Linked DNA regions of Homo sapiens: regions 1 and 2 are each linked to region 3. The links are chromatin loops, found by intact Hi-C in ENCODE. Cell type or tissue: mammary epithelial cell. All regions are shown on one strand. Links, peaks and the distances in the headings refer to the core of each region. The heading gives the core; the rest is flanking DNA.

The links. Peaks named below come from ENCODE experiments on the same cell type or tissue, not always from the same donor. Only the 100,000 strongest peaks of a DNase experiment are listed, where the experiment ranks them.
Region 1: it touches region 3 in a loop (6-fold over the local background); 31 of 110 quality-filtered maps call a loop at or near these places.
Region 2: a loop joins it to region 3, with 18 times the contacts of the local background. A loop is called at or near these places in 7 of 110 quality-filtered maps.

Annotation. Positions count from the first base shown.
Region 1 is chr5:73,307,503-73,317,238 of GRCh38, forward strand. No RefSeq gene overlaps it. Among named protein-coding and RNA genes, the nearest start is that of LINC02230, 26 kb to the right of the region's middle. In mammary epithelial cell, for the core only: no CTCF peak of the experiment used is centred there; DNase peaks (open chromatin) are centred at 3,889 and 4,239; H3K4me3 peaks cover 409 bases; H3K27ac peaks cover 1,416 bases.
Region 2 is chr5:73,129,802-73,139,537 of GRCh38, forward strand. LOC105379030 (a long non-coding RNA gene) reads right to left here. Exons shown (of 2, transcript NR_134252.1): 2 at 2,207-2,482. TMEM171 (transmembrane protein 171) reads left to right here. Exons shown (of 4, transcript NM_173490.8): 4 at 1,737-2,008. The coding sequence ends at 1,929. Among named protein-coding and RNA genes, the nearest start is that of TMEM171, 14 kb to the left of the region's middle. In mammary epithelial cell, for the core only: a CTCF peak has its summit at 5,859; no DNase peak of the experiment used is centred there.
Region 3 is chr5:73,445,160-73,454,895 of GRCh38, forward strand. FOXD1 (forkhead box D1) reads right to left here and starts at 3,618. Exons shown (of 1, transcript NM_004472.3): 1 at 1,107-3,618. The coding sequence starts at 3,203. The coding sequence ends at 1,806. It overlaps LINC01386 (long intergenic non-protein coding RNA 1386), which reads right to left. Exons shown (of 5, transcript NR_126410.1): 5 at 9,031-9,160. RefSeq lists an enhancer at 1-270 and a silencer at 6,218-6,427. In mammary epithelial cell, for the core only: no CTCF peak of the experiment used is centred there; DNase peaks (open chromatin) are centred at 2,692 and 3,572; H3K4me3 peaks cover 1,606 bases; H3K27ac peaks cover 814 bases; H3K27me3 peaks cover 384 bases.

The DNA.
Region 1 (9,736 bases), core at 3,042-5,541, 140 kb before region 3:
GTGACAGGAAGGGGACACAAAGGGGTACTCTCTTTCTTGATCTGGGCGTAGGGTAATGGATATGTTCCAATAAAAGTTCCTTGAGCCTTTATGATTTGTGTACTTTTCTGTTTGTGTACCGTACTGCAAAAAAAAGTTGTTGCTGCTGTTTTTTTTTAAGGCAATGATGAACATGTCCAGTGGCTCACTGTCTCCAGGCCCCAAAATACCACTCTGCTATTTCTCTCTCTCTTCAGGCAATGGCCTGCAATTTTCCTTTTGCCCTGCAGCCACCACCATGTAATTTGCACCTCACTAATTTCCTGGCTGAGTCTTAATGGTGTCTGGTCACTGCTCCACCCTCCTGGAAAACATTGACCTGTTGCAGGTCCTGCCCAGCAGTTTGTTGTGTGGGCTGTAGAGGCTGCATCTGACTGGCCACCTTGGACTTGGAATACTTATTAGAAATTCAGCTTTGAAAAAAATCACTCAGAAGGGCAGATGGTCTGGTGACACAAAATCACTGTATTGCAGCTTCCTCAAAACCTGTGGTATGAATGGAGCTGAGATGGTTTTAGAGTTGTTCTGAGCAAGCAAAGTATTACATTTTGCTAGGTTTGAGGGGGTGTTGCTTGGCAGGGCTGACTGATTGTCGTTTTTGCTCTCCAATTTTCTGCTCGCTGAAGCATTAAAGTGGCAACCCTGAAGTCATTATAAAGCCAAAGGCCTGGGCACAGAGCACTTAATTCCAATCTGCAAATAAAAAGCTTTTATTAGATCTTCTTTCCTTCTCATTTTGCCTTAGATCTCAAATTGTCTTTCACAGGGTCTCGCCACAAATGTAACTGTAGTGGATCACGAAGTACTTTTGCAGGTGGCAATTAAAACAGTTGAGTTCTTCTCCCTCCATAATGAAGGGTTAGGAAGACTATATATGTGCTGAGTAAACACCTCCAATTCTTTATTTAAGCTTCCCGATTCTTAAGGGAGAGTGGTTTAGTGGAAAATTTCACTTGGGTTAGATGTCAGAAGAGCTGGGTTCTGGTACAGATTAGCTATGTGACCTCAAATAACTTATTTAGACTCTTTGAGCCTCAGTTTTCTAATCTATCAAATGAGAGGGTTGGACCAGATAATAGCCAAGGGTTACTTTGTTGTCTAATGTTCTATGAATCCATGATATTCTTGCATAGCTAAATATATGTTCATCCTCCTTAATTAGATGTGTTATAGTTAGTAAGAAAAAATCCTGTCTACTCGTGAATGAGTATTCATTAAATAAGCAAATATTTATTTAACAAAGTCTATGCTGGTCACACTGGCATCTCTGTGAAAGACACAAATATTTCTGTGAAGACACAAAGATGAATACAACTAAATTTTTATTAAGTATCTGAGAATATCCAGATATTAGAGGTAGCATGTATCTCCTTGGAAAGACAGTGATAGTAATGAACATGTAAACTCTCTGATCAGATCATGGACAAGGCATAAACTCCTGCCCAAGTGACCATCCTGACTCAGAGGTATGCCCTGATTCTCCATCATATTCTGTTTAAAAGTCACCTCTGTAAAGTTTTCAAAGTTGGAATATCTTATTAGGGTCTTCCAATGAATTGATTTAGGAAATTTGCTCAGTTTTGAAACATATGTAAGTTGACATTTAGTTCACTCTTTATTTTTAGAGACAGTTATGCTCTGTCACCCAGGCTAGAGTGTAGTGGCATGATTATAGCTCACTGCAACCTTGAACTCCTGGGCTCAAGGGATCCTTCTGCCTCAGCCTCCCAAGTAGATAGGACTATAGTTGTGCACCACCATGTCCAGCTAATTTTTAAAAATTTTTTGTGGAGATGGGGGTCTTGCTGTGTTGCCCAAGCTGGTCTTGAACTCCCAGCCTCAAGTAATCCTTCCATCTCAGCTCCCAAAGCACCAAGATTACAGGTGAGAGCTACCACACCCAGCCTTGGTTCACTATTGATCTTAAATTGCTCAAAGTCTCTGGCCATTTTAAGGTTTTTTGTGTGCATCTGTGTGTGTGTGTGTGTGTGTGTGTGTGTGTGTGTGTGTGTTTGGGTTCACATACACATGTGCGCCGGCCCACATTTGATATATGTATTTTGTGCTTTTTGTTAAGAAAAAGTTCCCTACCTAAGAGTTACCAGTATATTTTCACTATTAAATGCTTGCACGTCCATACATTTAGCCACGTCCACACACCCCATGGATCTCTTGCCTTGCAGTCTGGGGAGCTAGAATCTGTGGCACTGTACCCTTGCCAGATCTGTCCCCACTAGCTCCTGATCCAAGTAGCTGGCAAGGCCCCCTGCTGGGACTGACTATATAATTTGCAGGGCCCAGTGCAAAATGCAAATGCAGGGCCCCTTGTTAAAAAGGTTTTTTAAAATTTCAAGACAGCAACAGTGGAACATTAAACCAAGTATGGGGCCCTTCCAAGATCACACTTCCATGAAGCCAGCCCTCCCATCTGATTTGCCTGTCTGTGCTGCTGGAAAAGGGCATGCATCAGAGCGAAGGACTGCCAGCGTCCGAGATCCCCCAGCACTGCTGTGCTTCTAGGCGGTTCTACTAGAGGCATCAGCTCACCATCACTTCTCACCAACCCTGCCTCTACAGCTTGACAAAAGATGGAAAAACAGGAGAGATTGGCAGAACAGGGTGCACGAAGGATAGCTCACACTTATCAGAGAATGTCTTCAAAGTCTGTCAGAGAGCATCTCATCCAGCCTTTTGCTTTACAGATGTGGAAACTAAGACATTGAGAGGAGCCATGGTTCTACCAAGGCTACAGAGCTAGTTACAGCCAAATCTGAGGCCAAATCCCTGGCTTGCCTGCTAGCCAATACTAACTGCTAACACATACATAATCACACCTGGATTAAACAGTCCTCTGGGGATGCAGCCCATCTGTAAAGAAGGGCCAGTTTTTAGAATGTTCTTAAGTTTTGGGAAAAGCTTCTATTTTTTCTCTTTTGGTGGAAGGTGAGGAAGGAGGACCCAGGTGTGATACTGCAAAGTCTTCTAAGCTGTCTTCAGCATGCCCAGACCCCTTGTCACCATGGTGGCAGCACCTTCCCTCCCCAGCATTGAGAATCCTCAAGCTCACCAAGCTCCACACCTCTATATTCGTCCAGTTTGAGGGGTTAGGTTATGGCTTTGGGTTTGAGTGGGTTTCAGTCAAAGAACAGGGTGATTTCCCAGCTGGCCGAAACCTCAGAGATCTCTGAAAAGCAGTGGGGAGAATGAGATAACCAGAGGGAAGGAAGGGTCTGTGAGGAAACCCCCTTCTCTGGACCCAGGAGGCCTGTGCTCACAGAATCTCGGAAGGCCAGATCCAGAAGGGATGGCAGATGCTGGGCTCAACCCATTCACTGTAACTGGTGTCAAAACCAAAGCTGACAGGTGACTTATCCAGAGTCAGAGACTAAAATCCATGGCTCCTGCCTTGCATCCCAGGCTCTTTCTACTTTGTCAGTCTGTTAATGGTCTAGCCACTCTTTTATTTTTAAAACCTTTAATTTGGGGATTTTTATCCTTTCAAGACATTTTTTAAACTGAGACAGAGTCTTGCTGTATCGCCCAGGATAGGGTACAGTGGCACAATCATAGCTCACTGTAACCTCAACCTCCTGACTCAAGCAATCCTCCTGCCTCAGCCTCCCCAGTAGCTAGGACTACAGGCGGGCACCGCCATCACACTCAACTAATTTTCTTATTTTTTGTAGCCTGACCCTCTCTCTACAAAAACTAAGAAAATTAGCTGAGTGGCCCAGGCTGGTCTCAAACTCCTGGCCTCAAGCCATCCTCCTGCAGCCCTGGCCTCCGAAAGTGCTGGGATTACAGGCATGAGTCACCCCGCCAACCTCAAGGGATCTTTATTAAGCAAATGGCTGCCCTAGACAGCCTCAGCCCCCAGGGTGAGCGGCTGCCTGCACTTTGGCTGGAGGAGATCCTTCTGAGTGGCTCCGTTTGGCCTGCAGCCACTAAAATCTCCTAGGACCTGTCTCACTCCTGAAGGCAGGGTCTCTGTCCTCAGCTGCAGCTGAGCTGGGATGATTCCCCTTCCCCCGCTCCCCTCCTTTTCTTACCCCGCCCTCCGCCCATGGACCCAGCACTCCCAGACACATCATTCATGTTTTCTGGCGGGTTTGCTGTTAGCTGCATTCCTGTTTCATGATGTGCAGTGTCATCTCCTTGCAGCGTGAGCCCTCGCTGCAGCACGCAGGACGAAGGCCGCCTGCCACTGGAACGCGGTCTCGCGGGTGTCGGGGTGCAGCGCAGGCCAGGCGGACAGGAGGTGCGGCTGTGAGCCGTCCCACAAGGACAATGGAACTTTTATTTCTGGCCTGTCTTGGTTGGCAGTCTCTCTCCCACTCTCTTTCTTGGTTGGGCTTTGGTTTAAAGTTACCCTTTCAGGATTAGGTTGGTGTTTTCTTTCCCATGCCACCTGGGAAGTTTCTGTTTCCGAAGTGGCTGAACACAGACGGGTCAGTCAGTCCCAGGCCTTTACCCGGCAGAGGCGCGCGGCCGGGGCTTCTCCAAATCACCCGACAGACAGAGGCCCGCCAGACTTGCTTCTTGCCATGTGGGAAGGCATGCTGCCCTACAAGCTAATCTTTAAATTACTGTTTTATATTGGGCACATGTAATTTTAACCAAGCGTCCCTACCCTAACCTCCACCCCCGCGCCCCGTTTTTCACAGAAAATCTTGGGAACAAGAACTGCTTGGGAGTGGGATGGGGGTGGGGGTCTGTGAAAGCAGCCTTGGCTCCTTGCTCCTCATTTTTATGCCTTCAGTCACCACGAAGGCTGGCCACCAAAGACAATCTCCTATTCTCTGAAATTCAATGCCAAAACAAATGAGACAACCAAAAAAAGTTCTGGGTTCCCCTTAACCCAGCTGAGATGAGACAGCTTTTTAAAAGGAAACGCTAAAATCCACAGAAGAGAAGGGGTGGTCGGTCAGTGAAGCTCCTTAGGGACCCACCAGCCCTTATCCTAAGATTGTCACTTCCTGGAGGGTTACATGGCGCTGCCACAGCCTTCCCCCAGCCATTCTCAGGGCTAAATTGTTGGCTGCCTGTTACTTTCCACTTGGGGAAGCTGTGCCTCCGCAAACACAGCCCAGCTCAGATTAGGAGACCACAGCCTCCACACGGGGGAGTCTTCTAGAAGCTTGCCCCTTCCAAGCCCGAAGCATGATGTTAATTTAACCACATAACCACACGCAGCTAAACCCATACCATAAGTGTGAGCACACTAAGAACCAGGGAGACTTCTTTCAACTTCTCTCAGTGTATCATTATCTTATCTGGGACTATGCTGCCGCTGCCTCCTCCTCCTCTGCCTCCTCCTCCCCCTCCTCCTCTGCCTCCTGCCTCCTCCTCCTCCCCCTCCTTCTCCTCTTCTTCTCCTCCTCCTCCTTCTTCCTCCTTCTCCTCCTCTTCTTCTCCTTCCTCCTCCTCCTCCTTCTTCCTTCTCCTCCTCCTCTTATTCTTCCCTCTCCTCCTCCTCTTCTTCTTCCCTCTCCTCCTCTTCTTCCTCCTCCTCCTCTTCTTCCTCCTCCTCCTCTTCCTCCTTCCTCCTCTTCCTCCTCCTTTTTCTTCCTCCTCGTCTTCCTCCTCCTCCTTTCCTTCTTCCTCCTCCTTCTTCTTCTTTCTTCTTCTTCTTACAAAGGCAATACTTATTTATGAGAAAGGCATACAGTAAACAAAACAAAACAAAACAAAACACGTTCCTCTCATCCCTCCCCTACAAATTCTATTCCCTTGGAGTAACCATGACTAAACCATTTGGTGCATATTTTTTTAAATCTGACACTTGCCAAGACTCAAATACATACTCCATGGTCATGTTTTAGTTGTTGCTGTTTTTAGCTCTTGTTTTAAAATCAACGTTATTGAGAGAAATTTACACACAATAAAATATGCCCATTTTAAGTGTGCAGCTGGGTGAATTTTGATAAATGTGTGCACCCTCAGGACCACTTCCACAATCATGATATAGAACATTCTCATCAATCAGAAATTCCCTTGTGCCCCTTTGCTGGCAATTCCCCACCCTGGCCCCAAGCAACCCCAATCTGCCCTCTGTCATTATAGGTTGGTTTTGCCTACTCTAGGATCTCATATAAATGGAATCATGCAGTATGTACTCTTTTGTATCTGTTTTTTTTTAATAAATCAGCATGTTTTTGAGATTCACTTGTGTTGCTATGTGTATCAGTAGTTAGTTCTTTTCTATTGCCGAGTAGTATTCCATTATATGAATGTACCGTAATTTGCTCATCCACTCTTCTCTGGCTGGACATTAGAGTTGTTTCCAGTTTAGGGGTGATATGAATTGCCTGAAAAGCTGTTATGTTGTTTTTAATCATTAAAAAAGTAGAGAGAGTAAATTCAAATGTATCTCAGACCTATAATTCAGAGCTTAGTAATTAGCAGGCATATTTCTAAAGCAAACATCTTTATGTGAACAAGAAGTCCAGATAAGCCACCTTAATCTTGATTATAATGAAGATAATTATTAACATTGAATGCTCACGTGACACTTCCAATTTGCAAACTCTATTTTCAGACATAATCTCTGGCATTTTACTAATTCTATAAATGCCAGGCTCTTAATAAGCTCTTTCTCAAACCCCACCTCCTCCTCCACATCCACACAGTTGGGACAAGGCTGGCTCCACTGGCATTCAGAAGACATGAGGAATTCTACTGATAGTTTTATGCACAAAGCCCTGACCCATGTGCCTGTTCATGCAGATCATTTAAGTCCTGATTTAAATCGAGTTCTAGAGAATTTAATTAGAAATATTCCAAAAGGAGTGCTATATACGCATCCATTAATTTAAAAGAATCCATTAGAAAGAACCTTGAAAAAAATTAAAGTAGATAGCACCACAACATGATTTGACTTATTTTGCTGACTACATAAGGTAATTTTGATGATGGAAGACATGCCACCCAAAAAGCAAAATCATCTAGCAAAGTGGTAGAGTAAACCTATACATCCAAGCCATGACTTCCATGCTTCTGGTCAGGAATGCAATTTTCCCCTCACTGGAATTATTCATTTCCTTTTTAATAGGTCATGTCTCATTTACCTTGATTTAGCTGTGGGCCAAATACAGTTATGCAGTTGGTGTGGGAAGAGAAGGAGAGAGACCAAGAGAGAACTTTATGGGAAATATGGTAGCTCTGTTCTTAAGATCCAAGTACATGCATGTCAGGAATTGTACCACATCTTCGGTTCTTTTTCTATTATGAAGAGAGTAAAGGGTTTTTCTATGTTTATGTACTTGAAAGAATAACGAGAAGTATGCTTGAAAATACTGTTTGATGAATAGCGCTTTTACGTGTGTCACTATGAGGAAGTATCATATTGCGCATTTCACCGCAAGGCCAAGGAGAATATTTAAAAAGAAAACTCCACTGTAATGTGAAAAATAGACCGATACCTACATCTGTCTACAGGAAGAATAAATCACTAAACAAATATTTTAATGGCCTTAAAATACAATCAGAAAGAGCAATTCTCGAAGGTGGTTAGTTTGAGCCCTCATTGGAAAGTTTATTTTCATTGAGTGTATGGATTGTTGTGTATCTACAGTTGCAGTTATGATAAGTTTACAGGAGAAACATCATATGACCACATCCTGTTACATGGACATTCTACCCATGAGATGGAATGGAAATAAAGTACTGAGATGAACAATAAGCTGTAACAATCAGCCTTGACAAGGAAATGCCACAGTCTGAGATTCCAATTCTGACAGGAATTGACTTTAAAAAAATCCACATAGAACCCCGACTTCTTTCCACCATATTACACTTTGTACTACAATCCCTGTTTTACAGAAAAGCCCATAAGGTAAGCATAGCACTCAATAAATATTGATTGAATAAATAAATATTGAACCTAATGAAGTTCTTAACATTCTACTAGCTTTTTAAAATAGCATTTTAGAAAATAACTTACCACTGGCCTGGTGGATAGAGATCCATTTGATCAGAAGTTAGGAGATTATCTTGACCTTCAGAAATGATGAACTGTTCTAAACTTTGATTTCTCTTTTAATAAAAAGTTAACATTCTTTTCCATCAAATCACATATTAGAGAGTATTATTTAAGTGAGGTCTGAAAAAAAATCTTGATTTTCTAACCAATGAAAGTAATACAAACTTATTTTACCAGGTTAAACAATGCAGAAATGCATAAATTATGCAAAATGTGGTAGGACTCTTACCTAAGTCAGTGCCAGTCTTCAGAGGTAGCCGTGGTTAACAGTGCAAAGTATAACCTTTCAGTAGCACTTTTTTCTGTGCACTTCTAAATGTACAGAGTTGGGGTTTTTTTTTTTTGTTGTTGTTGTTGTTTTGGAAACAGGGTCTTACTCTGCAGCCCATGCTTGAGTCCAGTGGTGAGATCACAGCTCACTGAAGCCTCAAATTCTGTGGGCTCAAGTGATCCTCCCACCTCAGCCTCCCGAGTAGCTAGGACCACAGGTGTGTGCCACCGTGCCTGGCTATTGTTTAAACTTTTTGTGGAGATGGGGTTTCGTCATGTTGCCCAGGCTGATCTCAAACTCCTGGCCTCAAGAGATCCACCCACCTTAGCGTCCCGAAGTCCTGGGATTACAGGCATGATCCACTGTGCCAGGTGAGATTTTTTTCATTAAGCAAAACATGTATCATATGATAAATATTATTTTTCAATTTGCTATTTTTCTTAGTGAGATTTTTACATTCATGTGCTAGAACAGTGTCTAGGCCAGCCTTCAAAGAAGAGGATGTCTTTTGCTCATTAATCCATTCAACAAACATTTACTGAGTCTTTACTGTATACCTGGCACTGTTCTGGGTGTTAGGAGGCAGCAGAAAAGGAGTCCCTGCCTACACGGCTGACTTCCCTGCCTCGGTACTCAGTGTCTCATTGTGAGTGTCTGTCGCCTACCTCTTGAACCTTTGGGGAATGCACATTTTAGTTACTGGCTGAAACATCTGATTGCAAATCTTCCATGGGAGTAGTTTACACTAAATTCTAAAATTTAGTTAAATAAATATATTACCTAATAGGGCTTTACTACATATGTTTTTGAAACCAAAAGATGTTCTTATCTTTGAGTTTAGACTAGAATATATCTTGTTTCCTGTTGCTTTGTTTGAATATCATTGATATGTGAATACAATATAGATGTAGTTCTTTAATGTCTAGTGAAGGGATTTGTAATCTCCATTGTACCACCAAGTTATCCCTAAATCATACCACCAACCACCAGAAAAATCATGCCTTGGCAGGAAGGGAGCCTGTTCTCAAACACTGCGGAGAAACTGTTGTCCTGGCTTGGATAGTATTCTGGAATAAGGGTCATCTTCAAATGGACTGTCTTAGAGTAAAATAAGAAATGCCTCTGGATCTTCTTTTTTCATATTTTTTCCATGCCAAGGGTTTATACACACATGCACACACTTAAGTCCTTTATTGCCTAGAATCTTAGCTCCCAGAGCCCTGGAATCAATGGCAATCACTGCTCAGGCCCCAGTAGCTTCCTCTTAGGAGTAAATTCAAATTCTGTACTAAAAGAAATATCCGGGAGGCTATTTCTTAATGCTATCTTCCTCCCTCACACCTGATTGGTTATGACAAAGAGGCTGAGCCTCAGTCCCTCCCCTGAGGCTGCTGGCCTGGTTAATCTGTCCTCCAGGTCTCCCATGGGCACCTAGAGTTAAGCGA
Region 2 (9,736 bases), core at 4,365-6,864, 310 kb before region 3:
CTTGGGTGACTGGCTAAAGTCAGCCTGAGCCCCGATCCAACACAACTGGGCCTCTCCTTCAATATTCGCTCCTTCCCTGGGCCGCAGAGAATATCAGGTCAATACCCACCCCACACAGAATGCAGCGAGGCAGGCTCTAGTGGGACGGGCCTGAGGTGCCAGGAGCCTGGGGGAGGGGGTCTGGATGGAGAATGACATTGAGGAAGAGGCGAAGATGATGAGTTCCAGGGTGAGTGACAGGGAAGCTCAGAGGTCCCCAACTGAGAAGACGTGAGTGATGAGCTTGGTTTCGGTGGGGAAAGGATGGTGGGCGGCTGATGGTGGCGGTACAGTGAGATGAGGGCCTTGGAGGCAGACTGGGAAGGGCTGGGTTTTGGGAGAGAGAGGAGGTGATGGAGATGGAGCTGCAGAGGTTGTTGGAGAACCAGAAGGGCAAAGAGTCAGGGACTAGTGGGAGACCCCCAGGAGGGGCTTGTGCATACCCCAGAAATGGTGTGCTCAGGGAGCAGGGCTGGAGAAGGCTCTGGTGGTACCTTCTAGAATGGGAAACCAGGGTTTAGGAAGGGAAGGAAGAATTGCTTCACATTGTCACAGGGTGAAGCAGGTAAGACAATGAGATATGTGCATTTTTGCATGCAGTGAGCAGCAGGCACAGAGAGACTGGTGCTCATTGCTGGGGATAGCACCACCTTACCTTGTTATTCGTGTTTAAGGAACTCCCTCTCCACCCTGCCTTGACAGAGCAGGCAGTGGGCCTTGGAGCAGGGGCCAGGGTGCCTTTTCTCTGGGGCCTGGAGGGAATGAAGTTGTGTAGAGATTCTTTTCCCACAAAAGCAGGGGGACAGGTTATCTGATGGGAGAGGGAAAGAGGTGGCTGACAAGGACAGAATTGGCTTTACAGCTTCATATGGGGTCGTGATGGGGGGATCCAGGGAGGTGCATGTGGGAACGGCCCTGCATGGAGAAAGGGCAGGCTAGGGCTGGACCTCTGTAGAATTCTCATCGTGAATGTTTGTATTTTTTTTCTTCTAATGATAAACTTCCCCAAACCCTAAAATCAGTGTCTAGTAACTTAAACTACTGCTGCTGCTACTATGATTTCTGTGTCCTAGGGTCTGGCTTTTCTTGCATTAGTTTATGTAACTCCCATATCCAGTCTAGGAGAAAGGAATGTTATCATCTTCATTTCAAGATAAGGAAACTGAGCTTTAGCAATGTTAACTAACTTGCCCAAGATCACACAGCTGGGAAGCAGCAGAGTAGATTCCAGTGCAGGTTGGCCTTTGTTAGAGCCCACTCCATTAGCCAATATGCCTTCCTGCCGTCCTTCAGGTTTGTGGCTTAATGTTTTAATTTTCCATATGCAAAAGTTTGTCTACCTTATGTTAGCTGTCCCAGAAGACAGAATAGCAGAGAACAGTAAGTGTGTGTGTGTGTGTGTGTGTGTCTATGTTCTCTTTGGATGGTGTCTGTAAATTTGTTTTCAATGTCTTTTCAATGACAAAGGGAATGACAGCAGGAGTGAGACTGTCTTAATGTTACACTCAGCTCTAGGAAAAGGAAGAGGTAAGAAATCAAAACAAATCTATGAAAAGTAGAGTGAGGGAGAAATTACTCCTCAGATTCTTGCAAATACTCTTAAGTGCATGTAATCAAACATTTGAAAAGAACCTAGTACTAAAGGGGTGTCACTGTTTTCATCCCCTCCCCTTCATGTTCTCTCTCCTTCTCTTTAGCAGGACCCCAACTTCAGAGGGTGCAGCCTCTGAAAGAGACTGTGAATCTATATATACCATTTCTGGGACGAATTCATCTTCTGAGGCCTCACACACTCCACATCTTCCATCTGAATTGCCTCCTAGATATGAAGAAAAAGAAAATGCTGCAGCTACATTCTTGCCTCTATCTTCTGAGCCTTCCCCACCGTAAACTATGGACTCTAGTTCAGTTTTATATGCAATGGATCACTATTTTATTTAATTTTTTTTAAATAAAAAATACAATAGCATTGGCTATATTCTGACTTTCCTGCTACAGCATCAACAAGGGTAACCAACCTTCCAGGTTAGATTCCAGCCATTAGTGCTTCAGACCATGGAGAGGGGCAAAGTGCCCATGGTCCAGGCACTGAACGTGTCCTCTTTGGATAGCATCTATCCATTTGTACTCAATGTCTTTTCAATGACAAGGGAATGACAACAGGAGTGAGACTGTCTTAATTTATTCATTTGTACATTATACACTTGGACCTACAACCCTGGGTGGTAGGTGAGATTATTTTTATTGGTGGATAAAGAACCAAAGGTTCAGAGAGTCTAATTAACTTCTTCAAGGTCACATAGCTTCTACATGATGGGCTTGGTTTTGAACCCAGCTAGCTGGTTTCTGAAAGACAGGCTCACCACCTTGTGCTGTCAGAGGCCTACCAGCAGCAATGGTTAATGTTTAGCTTGGTCCATTCTCTCTCCAGGGTTAGCTGCTTCTGAAACAGAGAAACAAGATTACTCCCTTCATTTCTTTATTATTTCTTCTCTTCTTCCCTTCTCTCTTTCTCTCCCCTCCTCTTTTCTCCTCTTCTTACTCCCCTTTTCTTTTCTTTGCTTTTGAAAGAAGACGATTAGGGAGGCTTTATGCTGGGGCAGTCACAAGCATGTTCATACCCTGGAGTCTCTTTATAGTGAAATTTCTTGACAGGAAATTTCTAGGAACACTTTGGCAACTAGGTTCTCCTCAAGAGGCTCAGGAAGGATTTGCCTTTCTGTATGATGACATATTAGAACAAAACTGACTGAACCATTGCTTTTTTATTCTTATAAGGATACTGCTAGCCAAAGCCTGTTGTATAGTTGGGTGTGTTAATATGTATTTATTTAATGCTAGATCTAAACCTTAAGAAATAATGACTAATGGTATTTCCAACTGGAAGAAACTGATTTTTAGAATACGAAATCTGTAGTAACAGCTTTTTTGGTAACAACATTTAGTGTAGCAAAAATGTGAATTTTTTAATGCCTTTTACACAAGCCATAATCTCCCCCAAATTGGTTCATTCCAGCATTTAAGTGCCTGAAAGCAGAGCAAAGGGGCGTGCAGGCTCCAACAGTTTGACTGAAGTAATGACTGATTTCATGTTAATTGCCACTGAGATAAGTCAGGGTGGCAGTTGGTACCAGCAGTACTAATCTATTTTTAAATTGGACATTTATTGGCTTGAACTGCTCTTAAAATTCTGCTATTTTTCCTCCTGGGAGGTTAATTATTCACATTTAAAAATTAGAACAAAACTTCCTTCTGCCGCTGTTTAAAATGCCTGAGCTGAAACTTCTAGGTAGAATTACTTTTAAGCATTTATGAGTCCTCATATTAATCAAGAACCTTTTTAATGGCTCAGTGTTGGGGTTTGTAACTGGGTATTTTACATTTATATGCTATGCTAGTAAACTTCAGCAAGGGGGTTGCCAGGCTCAGGAATAAGTTTGATCTTCTGGTTATGGAATCTACTCCGGTTCCATCAGTCCTTCACAGTATTCAGCAAACCTGAGACTGAAGCTGAAGTCTTCAAACCTCCCAGCTTTGAAAATGCTGAAAGTGTGAGAATGTTTATTGTGGGGCTGAAATCACATGCAGCAGAGCTGGGCCAAATCATTTACCCCCAGCAAGACGCGTTCTTTTCCTAGCACGGTGCTGGCAGAGGATGACAGCTTCTGAAAGCCCCCTCGGTGGACTGTGCCTTGTTTTTCTTAGGTTTGTTAGCTTTTTTATTGAGGTAAAATTTGCATAATACAATGAACAATTTATGTTTGTATGTATGTATGTATTTCGAGACTGGGTCTCACTTTGTTGCCCAGGCTGGAATACAGTGATGCGATCACAGCTCACTGCAGCCTCTAACTCTGGGCTCAAGCCATCTTCCTACTTCAGCCTCCTGAGTAGCTGGGAGTACAGGCGAGTGCCACCACACCCAGCTAATTTTTTAAATTTTTCATAGAGATGGGATTTTACTATACTACCCAGGCTGGTCTCCAACTCCCAGGGTTCAAGCAGTCCTCCTGCCTTGGCCTCCCAAACTGTTGGGATTGCAGGTTATGGAAGTCTATTTCATTTCTATCAGTCCTTTGCCATATTCAGTGGGTGAGTCATTGTGCCCAGCCTACAATTAACCATTTTAAAGTGAACAATTCAGTGGCCTTTAATACGTTCACAGTGTTATACAAACCACCACCTCTATCTAATTCCAAATCATTTTCATCACCCTAAAATAAAACCCCACACACATTAAGCAGCCCCTCCTTCTCCTCCTCTATGCCTCAGCTCCTGGAAAACACCAGTCTGCTTTCTGTCTGTATGTGTTTACCTATTCTGGGTATTTCATATAAGTGGAATCATAAATATGTGACCTTTTGTGTCTGATGTCTTTCATTTAGCATGTTTTCATTTAGCATGTTGTAACATATATCAGTACTTCATTTTTTATGGCCAAGTACTACTCCATTGTGTGAATATACCACACTTTGTTTATCCATTCATCCATGGGTGGACATCTAGGTTGTGTCTACCTTTTGACCATTGTGAATGATGCTGCTATGAACGTACATGTGCAAGTATTTGTTGGAGTACCTGTTTTCAATTCTTTAGGGTATACACCTAGCAGCAGAATTGCCGGATCACATGTTAACTTTAAGTTTTGGAAGAACCACCAGCCTGTTTTCCACCATTTTACGTTTCTACCAGCAATGTGTTGAGGGGTCTAATTTTTCCATTTCCTCACCAACACTTGTTTTCTATTTTTAAAAAAGTATAGCTATCCTACTTGATATGAAGCAGTTTTTCATTGAATTGTATTTCTCCAATGGCCAATGATATTGAGTATCTCTTCATGTGTGTTACTTGGTTTAGAATACCAGACATTATCATCAGCACACAGAATCTTACAAATCTTGCTCCAAATTTTCCTCCTATGGCTTTGGGAGGTCTGATAGCCCCACTTTAGATACAATAGTGATGAGGTCTACAAATTCAGGTGGGACGACCCACCCTTGCCACCAGAGGATGAAAGCTGAGGGGCAGGCAATATTCACCCAGTTTCTACCTGAGAGTTTCACGTGGGGATAGGAAGAGTTATGGTGCCTGCCCCCTGCCCCAGTCATGTGGATGTGGCCATTGGTTTTCTGATATGGGTGCTGTGTTGAGCACTGAGGCAATGTGGGCAGTGGGTCTTTCCCGAAGGGGCCATCATTCCAGGGTAGGTCTTAGGAAAGGAGTGGGTCCAGAGACAGGAACTGGGAATTAGACCTCAGAACTGGCCTTAGGTCATGGAAGAGATACCTGGCAGTTCGGCCGATCAGCCAGGATCTTTCCTGAGAGCATATGCAGAGCTCAGGTGGGGCCCCTGTCAAGTGGTGGAAATTCCTGCAGTGTTTCCTAAATTCCAGGAAGATGAGAACCACCTAGAGTAATTGTTGAAAATGTCAAATTCCCCTGCCCAATAAATCTACCACCTCCTCCACCCCAGGAGATAATGTTTACCATCTGGGAATCTGGGAAATGCTGCCTATGGTGACAAGATAAACTGCAGAGGTCATACCCTGTGGGCTAGATAATCTGGGATTATGACCTCTCTTGTCGCTTCTTGGCCTTCTGGGGAGTCCTGTGTACATGTCCCAGCCTGTGCTAGGGGTTCTCATGGGGAGGGGTGTGGGTTCACACTCAGCCCCCAGCCGCCAGTGCTCATGGGGGCTTCCTACAGTCTCTCTGTCCCAGTGTCCCAGGAAGCTCTGTTGGTGAGACACCCACAAGGGCGTGGGAAACAAAGCCAGGGGCTCATCACCCTCCTGTTCCTCTCACAAGTGTGCAGTACCCCTCTATCTCCAGACGGGGGATCTTGGACTCATTTATTAAGGAAGGTGTGGTTTTTATCTTTGCTTCTTCATCTTGGAAGAGGCCAAGACTGTGCTCCGTGGGAGCACCAGATGATGTTTATCACAACAGGCAGAGATGGAGGAAAATGATATTTGGGTCAAAATGGAAAATACTGGAGACTTCAAGTGAGGAGTAGTGTGAAAACTGTCCTGGCCCTCAGTGCCCCCAACCCCTGGTGAATCAGGGTGGGTGACTTTCCCGGGTTAGGACGGTGGGCTGGCTTCTGCTGGCTGCTCCCTGGGTGCAGAAAACCCTGCTCCATGGGCCCCTGATGTAGGAGCTTCTCCCAGAGAGAGGGTAGTCAGGAAGCACACTGTGGGGGTGGTGGGCCTGAGGGGAGAAACGTCCTGGACTGTTGAAGGGGAACCATGCATGGTCTTCTGGCTTTGGCTTCGGCTGCAGGCCATAAGCCCTCCCGGGATCTTGCATACTTGGGATTCCTGGAGTCTCATGCATGCTGCCGCCAGCACGAGCACCCCAAGAGGAACCAAGTGGACAACTGGGATGCAGCTTTTCCTCCCTAAGGAATGCTTGGTGGGGGGAGACCCCTGCTCGGTATGGCATGTGACTGCTTGAAAATGCTGTCTGCCCCTGCCCGGCGACCTCCCCGGGGAGATATTGGCTGAGGTGAGGCCAGAAGTGTAGTGTGACATATCCCCTCCCTCCCCAAGGGGACAGGCCGGGCAGGCAGCAGGCTCATGAGGGCAGTGGGCAGCCACTTAAACACCGTGTGTTCTCTCCCAAAGCTGCTCAGAGCCGCAAGGGGCTGGAAGTTGGGCAGGGTGGGTGAGTGAGTAGGTCGCGGGGGAGGAAACTCCGCAGCTGTCCTGAGCCAAGCCACTCCCAGGACATTTCCTTAAAGGCTTTTGAATAGCAAGTGAATCCTGCCTGCTGGTACCAGGTAGGCCAAATAACTAATTTATAAGGGGTTTTCACGAAGCAGGAGGACTGTCTCTTTTCCTGGGAAGATAGGACTGAGTGGTCAGAACCCAGCTGGATGGAGAGGCTTGGAGAGCCTCTGCAGGGGCTGAGGCTCTTCCTCAAACTCAAAGTCTTCCTAGGGGACCAGATCCCACCCAGGAAGCAGCCATTTCTCTGTCTGCCTAGTGTCCTAGACCCCCCCTCCAGATGCGGCTGGTGGTGCACCTGCCTTTCCTCAGACCCATAGGTGTTACACTGCCTCCAAGATTCCTTTATGTAGGCTCTGAAACTCTGTTCCTTTCTCCTGGCGAAGCAGCGTAATTGTTTTGGGTAAAAACCTGGGGTTCCTCATCTTGCGCCAAGAAGATTAAACAGACGGACACATGAATGGGCTAAGGAGCAGAAAGTTTAATAGGCAGAAGGAAGGAGAAAGGAGAGTAGCTCTCTTTCGAGAGAGAGGTGTCCGAAAGGGAAAAGCCAGCCTTCGGTGGACTGCGCCAGACTTTGTAGGCAGGCTTGAGGAGGCGGCATCTGATTTACATAGGGCCCACAGATTGGTTCGATCAGGTGTGATGTTTACATGGTGTGTGGGGGAAGGCTGGTTTTCCCCCCAATCTTATTATGCAAATGGACTTTCTACTCTGCTAGCACCATCTTTTCAGCTCCTTACTGTATACATGGCTGGCAAAGAGAAGAAAACGGCAAATAGAGCCGCCATTTTGAACATGCCTGTTCCCAGGTAGCATTTTCCTATTGGCACAACTGTCAGCATTTGCCTGTCCAAGCTTCCAGCTTCCTTGTCTATATCTGCAGCTGGATTTTACAGGCTGGTCTTTGTTAGAAAACAAAATGATTTTGGGGGCTGCTTTTCATCAAAAGGAAAACCTTACCAAGGGCTTCCTTACCTTCACTATCTGCCTAAATAATTCCTTTTTAACTCCTATATCACTGGTCCTCCAGGCAGTAGAGTTGCTGGGAGCCTACCCTGCTGCTGTCTCAGCCTTTTCTGTCAAGCTGGAGTTTACCCCTAGGAGCCTGCAGGTGAGGACGGAAGCACAGGTCTTACAGGGGCCAGGCCTCTCTAAGCAACTTCCCTGCAGTATCTCATGGACTCATCCCTGCTGATCTGGGAAAGGTAACATGTTATTACAAGTCCTGCAGGTAGACTCTGGCAGAGCCAGAACCTGTGCCGAGGTCTGCCTGATGCCAAGGCCTGTGTCCGTCACAGCTGTGCACCGGGAAAGGATCTTAGCACCATTATATGTGGCTGTGGGCAGGCAACTGCCCCTCTCCCATCCTCGCCCATTTCTAGGGTGCCTTTCAGCTCTAGAAAGACACTAAAATTCCAGTCCAGCTCCTATAAGGGTCTCCTCCACTCCTTTCCCTAGGCTCCTGGCTTTGGAAACCTTTCCCTCTGGAACCTTGCCAGGTGGAAGTGGGATGAGATTAGAGAGGGCAAAGTGTCTGTCAAAGTTTCAAAAGGAAACTTCAAGTTCAGTGTAAGGCCATAGCATGCACCAGAGCGGCGTGCTCTTTGCTATTGGGCAGGCAATTTTGGTTCCCCAACCTGGGAAGAAAAATCACTTCAACACTTGCTACTTCAGTTGGAAATTCCCTTAGCACTGGTAATTGGCGGGAGCAGCACGGAAGAGCCGGGCAGAGGGTGGTCACAGCATGTAGCCTCTTCTGCAGGGAGTTGGGATGGACAGAATGGCCTGTGGTTAGGGGTGTGTGTGTGTGTGTGTAAGAAGAACCACAGAATGGTGCTGCCCAATGCCCCTGGAATTAGTCTTAGCTGGGCAATCTACAGAGACATAGTGAGGAGCCTAGGTGGGGCTGGGTCTTGAGCCCAGGTACAGCAGGGGAGGGGCTGGAGCCCTAGGCAGGCTGGTGGGGTGCAGCTCTGGCCAGGAACACCTCCCCAGCAAACGCTGGAGATTATAGAGACTGGCTGCCAGCCAGATCATGAAGTAGATAAGTGCTATCAAACAGCATGGCATGCTACTGAGAAATTTATTATTATTATTTGTAATATTAAAAGATTAAAAGAGCTGGGCATGGTGGCTCATGCCTATAATCCCAGCACTCTGGGAGGCTGAGGCAGGTGGATCACCTGAGGTTGGGAGTTCAAGACTAGCCTGGCCAACATGGTGAAACCCCGTTTCTACTAAAAATACAAAAATTAGCTGGGCGTGGTGGTGTGCGCCTGTAATCCCAGTTACTCAGGAGGCTGAGGCACGAGAATCACTTGAACTTGGGAGGCAGAGGTTGTGCCTACCACACTCCAGCCTGGGAGAAAACACAAGACTCTGTCTCAAAAAAAAAAAATTAAAAGATTAAAAGATCCTTGACAAGCGAGTGTACTTTTTCCACAAGTTCCCTGCTGTTAAGTGTCTATGTTGTTTCCAATTTTTTGCTATGAGGAAAAAAATGCTAAAATTAAGTTTTGTATTTTTGTCTGAAAGTTTTTATTGTTTCAGTTGTATTTATTTTGAATGTGTGTATATATAAAATATATATTACAATATATAATATGTATCTATCCCTACACATATTTGTGATGGTTAATTGTATGTGTCAGTTTGACTGGGGCAAGGGATGTCCAGATAGCTGGTAACATTAATTCTGTGGCGTGTGCCTGGAATCCTAGTTACTCCAAAGGCTGAAGCAGGAGAATTGCTTGAGCCCCAGAGTTGGAGGCCAATCTGGGCAACATAGTGAAAACTTCTCAATAAACATAAATCAATAAAGAAGCAAAAAATAAAAAACTTAAAAAAAATGAAAACTTTAAAAGCATTATTCCTGGGTGTATATTGGATTCCGGAAGAGGTTAACATTTGAATCCACTGGGTGAGAGCGAATCCAAAGAAGATCCACCCTCATCCAATTCATTGAG
Region 3 (9,736 bases), core at 2,548-5,047:
TGAGAGTCCGTTTTCTCCCTAAAAAGAGACAGGGCGTCATGAATGAGTATCATTGCAACATATTGACCCTATAATGCAGATTTCATTAACTTGGTAAGTTAAATCTGCGAATCTTCAGATATATACCTGTCCAGACATTTTAAAGAAATTGAATATTTAATCTCTGCTGCAAACACTAATGTTAGACATTTAAATTATGTGTTACATATGCCTAGGTTTTATTTGGAGCGCACAACATTGTAGTAATCAAAACTAGTGCCTCACTTTTTTTCAAAGAACTAGAAATTTCATGTAATAATTAAAAGACATTAAAAATTGAAAAAGATAAACCTAAATCACCTAAATTCAATAAATTAGTTCAATGAACACCTGATACATTTTCATTTTTTATTCTTTAAAGCATCCCAAAGTTGAAGGTTTATCTTAAATACCCTAAATTATTCACTTAAGCTAGAATTTCAATAAATTGGCCTTTTAAGAGAAAAACCTCTTTATACAATTACTCGCATTCCTTCCATCTGCAACATAGTAGCTGTAAATACTGGTACTTTTAAATATGATTTATTTCATATATGCAAATATGTCCTTATTTACGGCTTTGAAGCTCCTTAACTGATTATGATCTCTACTAATTTTTCCTATTAGAATTTTAAAACTAGACTGCCTCTTTGTTTCACTTCCATTACAACATATTATGTTGACAGTTTCTGCAGATATAATATTGTCGTGAACTGAGTGGAAATTAAATGAGGAAGGAAGCTCAAAAATGAAATGCAAAGTTCCTATAAAATTATCTTTGGGTACCTGTGGCTTTAATTTTAACATACTTCAATGCGCTTTAAAATGGCATAGAGTCAGATCTGAAAATGTATACCAAAGTAACTTATTTTATTTGTAGTCATTTAAAAATAATTTCTGATCTCCTACCATGGTTTTCACTTAGGAAGTTCAAGTGAAAAATCATGGCATGATGCTGTTGTTAAATTCTCTCTGAAAGTATTTAAGTCTGTTCTATATTGAGTTCCTGCTTACCCCACATAGAAAGTTTTTTTAAGTAGAAAAGAAAAACTAAGAAGGGGACAACTGAAGCCAATCATTTTGGTGAATTTTCTTTGAAAATTAAGCATTTTTATTTCTGAAAAAGTGTAAAAATCTTACATTTAGAATAGTACAATAATAATTGCCAGTAAAATTTACAATACTCCTTGTAAAGAATACGCAGTAAGTACAAAAAAATCCACACGTCTGTTATGATACAAAACACAGGTTGAAATAAATGATAATTTTGACTTTTTTTCTTGTGTAAACATGTTAACCATTTTTCCTTTTCATGAAAAAGTACACCAGACAAGTGTCCTCAAATAAAAAAGAATTGCTTCGCTGGCATTCTTCAAGACCTTTACTATTTTTGTATTATTCTTTTGACCATTATTTTTTAACGCCTGGACCTGAGAATCTCTACACCTCAAAAAGGCTTAGTTGTTTTTCATCTGCCAAACGTCAAGGGAGCCTCTAGTGCCTGGACAGGGCGGACTCCCTTCCCCGGCACCCTCTTCCTCCCTACCCCAGGTCGGGGGTTGGGGGGCTGTAGCATAGGTCGGCTTTGCATAAATAGAGGGACCCGCAGAGCCAAAAGGCGCGCCCGGGCTGTTGACAGTTTTGTCCGAGAATTCGCAGCGGCGAAAATGGGCGCGCGAGGTCGAGAGGGGCCGCGCCTGGAGGAGCGAACAAAACACCGAACCACCAAGACGAGAAAAGGAGCCGGGATTCCTACCTTCTTCCTCGAGCGCGCTAACATAGCGTTATTAACAATTGGAAATCCTAGCAGTAAAGTTCTCGACACTGGACAGGGCAGTCCCTTGGTGCAGAGTCCCCAAGGCGGCGGACGAGGAGACTGAGGAGGCGGCGGCGGCCGCGGCGGCCACGAGGGATCGGGTGAGCGCGGCCGCCGGGCCCACGGCCGCCTGCGCCGCGCAGCCTCCTCCGCTGGATCCGGGAGCTGGCGGCGCCGCCACCGGCGAGGGCGAGGGCGAGGCCTGAGCGGCGGCGGCGGCCTGCGCGGCGGCGGCGGCAGCGGCGGCCGGGCCCAAGCTGCCCCCGATGATGCTCTCGATGGAGAAGGGCGAGCGCGCCAGCGCTGAGGCGCCCGGGCCGCCCGCCTTGGCCGCGGAGGCCGGCAGGGGGCCGGGTAGGGCGGCGCCGAGCGGGTGCGGCCGGTAGCCGAAGGCGGTCCGGGCCAGCTCGGCGGCCGCGCCGTGCGGTGGCGGGGGCGGCGGGGGCGAGTGCGGGTGGAAGGCGGCGGCGGCGGCGGCGGCCGCTGCGGCGGCGAAGAGGGCCGAGGGCGGCGCGTAAGGCGGCAGCTGCAGGCCGTAGCCGCAGCCGTAGGGGCCGTAGCCGTAGGCATGCGGGGGCGGCGGGGGCGCGGGCGGGAAGAGCGCGGCGGCGGCTGCCGGGTCGCCCGCGCCCCCTGCGGCTCCCGCGCCGCGCAGCAGCAGAGACTCGGCGGCCGCGGCGTTGGGTGGGAGCAGCGGCTGCCGCTTGAAGCGCTTCCTCCGGCGCAGGAAGCTGCCGTTGTCGAACATGTCGGCGGACTCCGGGTCCAGCGTCCAGTAGTTGCCCTTGCCCGGGTTGCCGGGCTCGCGGGGGATCTTGACGAAGCAGTCGTTGAGCGAGAGGTTGTGGCGGATGCTGTTCTGCCAGGCGGGGAACTTCTCCCGGTAGTAGGGGAAGCGGCCGCTGATGAACTCACAGATCTCGCTCAGCGTCAGCCGCTTCTTGGGGCTCTGCAGGATGGCCATAGTGATGAGCGCGATATACGAGTAGGGCGGCTTCACCAGCGGGTTCTTGGCGCCGCTACCCGCGCTCCCGCCGCCGCCCGCGCCGCCGCCGCCGCCGCCCCCACCGGCTCCTGCCCCCGCCGCCGGGGCCGGGCCCGGGGGCGCCGGGGAGCCCCCAGCAGGCGGGGCCAGCAGGATGTCATCGTCGTCCTCCTCCTCCTCCAGATCCTCCAGCTCGTCCTCCCCGGCGTACGAGCGCCGCCGCCGCCGCCGCTGCGCGGGGACAGCCAGCCGGGGCCCGCCACCGCCGCCCTCGTCGTCGTCCTCCTCTTCCTCGTCTTCTTCGTCCTCGCCCTCCCCCACCACGTCGATGTCTGTTTCCTCGGCGAGGCCAGAGGCATCGGACATCTCAGTGCTCAGGGTCATAGCTGTGGCGCGGCGGCGGCGGGGCGGCGCATGGGGGCGCCGGGCTCCGGGCTCCCTCTGCGCCCCAGCCCGGGTCCCGGGCGGCAGGCCCGGCCGGGGGGCGCCACGCTGGGGGCGCTGCGACTGCGGCTGCCGGAGCTGCGCCGGGGCTGCCGGGTGGCGGCGGAGTCTCGCGCGCCGACTTTATAACTCCTGCGCCGCCGCGGTAGCCGCGCGGATGCTGCGCTCCCTGGGCTCCGCTCGCGCCCGGCCCGGGCGGAGGACTTGACCTTCTCCTCTCGGAGCAGCTTTTGCCCCGTCAGCTGAGGAGGGGGTGGCGGGGCCCGGGCGGGCGAATCAGAACGCCAGGCGCCCAGGAACGTGCGGGACGGGTGAGAGTCTAAGAACAGAGCTCGGCGAGGCCAGGGCTGAGTCCAGGAGAGGGCGGACCTTCCTCGGCTTATAGCAGAAGGGGGCCTGTCACATGGTGTGCACGTCAGAGCGCTGCCGAGGGAAGGAAAGCAAGCCTAGGAAATCAGCCCTTCTCGGGAGAGAAAATTCACCCGTAGGAGGGAGGCAGCAGCTGAGAAGAGTGGGGAGGAGAGGGGACCTCACTATTTCTTGCCAAAGAGGCTGATGCCCGAATTACGCGGCTGTCTGCACCGAGGGCCGCTGCACGAGTTAGACTTCCCAGCCTCCTCAATTAGTCCTCCACCCTAACCTCAGAAGCACACCCGCGACACTCTGGTTTGACCCCTCGACAGCCTGTAGGAGCCTTCCAGCCGGGGGATAACCACCCCATCCTCTGAGGTGGCCCCTGGGGGACGCTCTGGGGTCGGTTGGGGGTGTCCAGCCCCTCCAGATCGGGCGAGCGGCCCCCCATTGGATCTGATGCGAAGCCCCCCAATTTAAGCACGATAATAATTGTTTATTGACCCTTTAACCCATTCTCTTCGGTTTTACTCCAAAGACGTTTGTTTTCCGCCATCTGTTAATAAAAACGCTGTGAGACTGGCGTTTTACTCACTTCTCTGCGATTGAATGCCCTAGAGACTTGACAGTTAAACTAAGCCACTCTAATGAGACGATCTGACAAATGTCATGGGAATAAAGAACGTAATAATTGAATTCGGAGAAGAAATTGAAATTTTTAGTGAAAACCCAAATACACGCACAAAAATTGCACCTAGAAACTACTAAAAAGTTCGACCAGCCTGGCCAACATGGTGAAACCCCGTCTCTACTAAAAATAGAAAAAAATTAGTAGGCGGCGCCTGTAATCCCAGCTACTCGGGAGGCCGAGGCAGGAGAATCGCTTGGACCCGGGATGCGGAGGTTGCAGTGAGCCGAGATCGTGCCACTGCACTCCAGCCTGGGCAACAAGAGCGAAACTCCGCCTCAAAAAAAAAAAAAAAAAACAGAAGTTCGTTCATAATGGGGCTATATAGTTCTCAGTAGGAGGAACATTCTAGTCAGCACTTTGCATAGTAATCTCAAAATACTTAAATTACATAACATATACATATTTCTACTGAGGCTTATTAATAGAAACTATAATGATAGATGACTTTAAGATAAACTTTTTAAAAATGTGTTTTTGGAAAATCCTTAAATATTGTTAATCCTTTCTGGTGAGATGAAAATTTTTTTTATGAGATTAAAGTTCCGCTCAATTCAGTTTTCTTTTCGGGTGACAAGATAGTGGAAATAATTAAGATATGATGCTCTTTTAAATATACCTATCTTTATCACCAACTCAAACGAGCTATTTTGGCTAGTGGAAAAATCCTAATAGTTTGTTGAATTCACATTCACTTATTTGTGCATTTCCTAAAATGCTTCTATTTCAAAGAGGGGAGCTTGTCCCAAAAGTTTAACTTTCTGATTAAAATGACCCCTTGACAAGAACTAAGAATCAAAATTCAATGGCGTTCTGTAGGAACAGCCATCAGCTGCCCTTGTGTATATCATTTTATCGACCAAGTACTTTTCACATTCTGAAACGTGTCATTACTACCGCTGTCAATCACAGAGCCTCAGAAATAAACTGTTTCCCCATCTAAAGACCTCTATTAAAATCGAGTTTTTGTTGCTGAGGACTGCTACCACCAGTTACTCTTACAAGTGACCCATAAAGGCTATCATAGGTCTTTGAACAATCTATGAGAAAGCCTCGACGTTCTAAATAAATTATTTTTCATTAACTCTTGTTTGATATATGGGTGAACAATTTAATTACTGTAATAGGCTGAGCATTAACCTGAGCCAACATTAATCAGCACTATTAATCAGGCATCACATTGCTTTGTTGATGCAGCCAGGAGTCCTTACCAAGGAGTTCACTTTTACATTGGAAAGTTTAAGTTTTATAAGTACTCAGTCGATATCTAAATAAACACCATGACTTTCGCAGCACTGAGGGTTGGTGTGTGGCGAAGTTATTCAAAGATGAAACAGAGAGGAAGAATTTGTTCGCAGACCATTAATGACTTTAGATGACCGGTTACAGCCATCATTCCGTTCATGGCGCGGGAGATAGACTGCGTTCGTTTGTAACTTTGTCCGCAAGTTCTTCCCCCAAAGGGTTAAGAGGCTCTTCCCTGGAAACGTTTGCAGAATGTGGCGAATTATCTCCTGGCCACTCCGGGGAAAGTTTTAGGACTTACTGAAGGTCAGAGTGGAAGATCAGCCCAGAGGGACCGCTGCAGAGACGGAGAAGTGTCACTAAGATTTAGGCGAGCTTTACTGAAGCCCCACATGTGGATGTGACCACTTGTTTTGTTTGCTTAGTTAAGCTACATGTTTGTATGCAACCTTTAGCTCCGCAGTCGCGAAATTCCCCGAGCGCGGAAACTCAAGCGATTCACGTCTTGCGCGACCCCCTTGTCTCCCCCATCGTCCCCTACCCCGGGCCTCCTTCTCTACAGCGCTCCCAGCTTTCGGCCCCAGCTGGTAACTCTCCCCCGGCTCCCCGCCCCCAAGCTGGTACAAGGGACCAAAACCTTTCCCAGAGGCGAGCCGGGGAAGCGACGCGAAGACCCCCGTCCGGCGCAACCCGCTCGCGTGGACGCGGAAAGTGGCGGGCGGCGGGTCCCGGTGGTGCCTGCGTAGGGCAGAGTTGCCCCCTGGCGGCGGTGCGACGACCTGCGGGCCCTCGCGCCCGGGCCGGCAACTCCCTGGGAGCTCGGCCCGCGCGGGGAACTCGCCCAGCAGCCTGTGTTTCTCGAGTGTGGGCAGCCGGCTCCCGGGCGTCCCTCCCACCGGCTGCGGGGGCCCGGGACTGGGCGGTAGTGGAGGCAGGTCCTTGGACTGCAGGCTGAGGCTTTTTCCCCCCACGAGCGGTTTGGGCCCTCCAGGAGCCCCTGCGCGGGGGTCACGTGGATTACGCTAGGTGAGAGCCGGAGAGGCTGCGCCACCGTCGGGAGGCTCCCTGCCTCCGCCCTTTGTCCTTTGCCCCTGACCATGAGCGCCCCAAGCCCAGGGACCTCCTTAGGGGGATGAAGGCTGGAAGAGACCTGGGGGCTCAGACTTACGGGGAAGGAACCTAGGCTATTCCTTGTGCATCCCAGGATTTTACCCATGAACGTGAACATGAACGTGTTTTCAACCCCAGCGGTTCCCCTGGCGCCTCGACCCTCCTTTGAAGAGTCATTCTAGAAGGCTGTATTGCGATAGTGTTTGTACCTGTCACTGTGAGCCCTGAAAAGAGACAGAAGAAAACGCGAGTGCCTGGCCTGAGGGTGCTCCGTCCCGTGGGTAGCCAGGTAGGTAGTTATTCTGCCCGATGATGAGGTCCTCCTGACGCCCCCGCGAAAGGGAGGGATGCCGGGAGTCGCTGCCCCAGGGCCCATTTAGCCTTCGCTGTCCTTCCTTGGGGCTACAGGCATTTCCATTCCTGTTAAAATCAAGAGTGTGGGGGCCAAAACCTGGGCTCTGAGTTGTTTATTGTTTACTAGGGTAGTAGGGGAAGGGGCGAGTAGGGTTGTAAAATATACGTAATTTACCATTTTAATCATCTTAAGTGTATAGTTTAGAGGCATTAAGTACATTAACATTGTTGTGCAACTATTACCACTATCCATTTCCAGAACTTTTCCATCATCCGAAACTGAAATTTTGTACGCGTTAAAAAGTAACTCCCCATTTCCCCAACCATCTTTCTACTCCCCCCAACCTTTCGCCAGCCCCTGGCAACTACTATTCTACTTTCTGTCTCTATGAATGTATCTACTCTAGGTACATCATCTGAGTGGAATCATAATCACATTTGTCCATTGTGTCTGACTTATTTCTCTTAGCATAATGTCTTTAAGGGTCGTCCTTGTGGAAGCATGTATCAGAATATCTTCTTTTTTACGGCTGAATAATGTTCCATTGAATGTATATGCCACATTTTGTTTATCCATCCATCCATTGGTGGACATTTGGGTTGCTTCTCTTTTTCTGTTAGTTTTTGAACCTCCACTCACTTAGTTCTTTGTCTATTCTGCATGCAGTAGACACTGATAAAATGTTTGATATATTCATTTTCCTCTATCTTTTTCACCCCAGAAGCCCTCAAAGGAAGCCCATTGTCTTAACAGAGCATACACATTGGGGAAGTGAGGGGGGACGGTTTCTGCTGACAGAACAACATAAGGGGGATTCGCCCTTCTGGATTTGAAACCTCAACTTGTTCACAATTTTGAGACTTTCAGGTTCAGACTCTGCACATCACCTTCAGTAAAAAGGCATAAGTCGGGACTCCTCCAGAATTATTTCTGGACAAATTTGTGATCATCCCTACTCCCACCCCATGCTTTTACACCCTTAGTCCCCCTCCTTATCTGTCCTGATCCTTGGGAGCCCCAAGATGATCTAAAATTTTTCTCTGGCTGTCTAGGGCACTCCACTTCAGCATTCTCCTGTGGTGTAACATTACCTGCCACTCATGCTGGTTCCCATGCGCCAAGCTAATTTCAACAACGGGTGAAGTGGGTATCTCCATGTGATGGCTGAGGAGACAGATTCTGGGTGTTGCTACTAAGCCTCATGGAGGCAGCCATGACAGAGCAGAGCCTTCTGTCCTCCTGTTCCAGGTCAGCAGCCTCTCCCAAGGCAGGACTCCATGGGCCAGCCTCTTTCCTCCCCCACCCTGCTTCTTCAGGCCAGCTCTTATTTGGTCTGACAATAAGTCTGAGGTAAGCTGTTACTGGCTGACGGTGTTTGGTGCCTTTCCCAAGAATGGGTACATTTTAACCTGGGCATCCTCTTGATACCACCTTAATCAAGGTTCCAGTGGTGGGTCTTTTATAGAGGGTGTGGTTGGGAGATGAGATTCCTTTGTGAAGAAGATATTTTAGTGGCCTCTAGGTCCCACTAGGCAGCTTGTGCTTGCACGACAATTCCTTAAACAAGCATTTCATGGCCTGAGCAGGGCTCAGAAATCCTCAAGAATTCAGAATGTCAGCAAAAGTCCAAATCTGTGTTTCATAACACCAAAATTATTTACATGGACTCAGAAATTTTCCTTACATTGTTAACCTGGACTGGTCCTCCCATCCTAACACACACCCACACACAGACTTACTTAGCTCCGCATCTAAGTGGTTTGTAGTGGCACATGTTTAGATTTTGTACCCCAAAGCTCAAAAAGTATTTTTTATCATGAATTTAACTGAAAAATACACATATTTCCATTCCAGAGAGGACTCCTCTTGTTGGGGGCTAACTTCAACACCAGACTCTCCTGAGTACATCTTTGCAGCTCTATAAACTTCTGGTATTTGTTCACATTGTCTAATAATTTCCTGGAAATAGACTTAGTATTTTTAGTTATAAGAAGAATTGAAAAATAATATTGCTGTTCTAGAAGAAGGCATTTATTTATTTTGCATTTGTACTTCACCCAGAGGCTGGCTGTGCAGACAAATCTCTCTGCTTGGGAACGACAGGGCTCTCTAAAGTAACTCTAGGGATGCAGCTGTCTACAAGTCACACTGAAAATGAAAAGTATGTTTATGAGGTCATGAGAAAGTCTTGTCATAAGTTGTAATTTTGTGTGTGTATTTAAAAGGTATTTGGTGACCAACCTTTTCTGTCTCACACCCGCACACACACACTATTGCCTGATTTCCAGGCTTAAACTGAGACTGAACTATCACCTGTCTGTTACGCATATGCAAACACACTGAAACCTCATTGTCTACACTCAGTGTGGCACTTCACCTGATACCACCATCTGACACCAGGCTGCAAGTCATAGGTTGCAGTCAGGTACATACACCCCTTTGCAAGAAGGCATTCTCAAAACCTTCCACTAGAGGCACGTGTGAGCACCTTTGCTAGAAAGCTTTGGTCGGCTAGCCTTCCAGAGCAGAAAAAACTGGGAAGGGCCTGAACCCAAAATTTACATAAAAGTAAATACAAATAATGAATGATTCCCTACTCTTCAGAGACATGCAAAATAGGAAAGAGAAAACTCTATCAGATTAGCAAACTACATGAGGATGATGAACATGATGGTAGGAATTCAATTACACACTGCCTGTGGAACTATAAAATTGTACAAACCT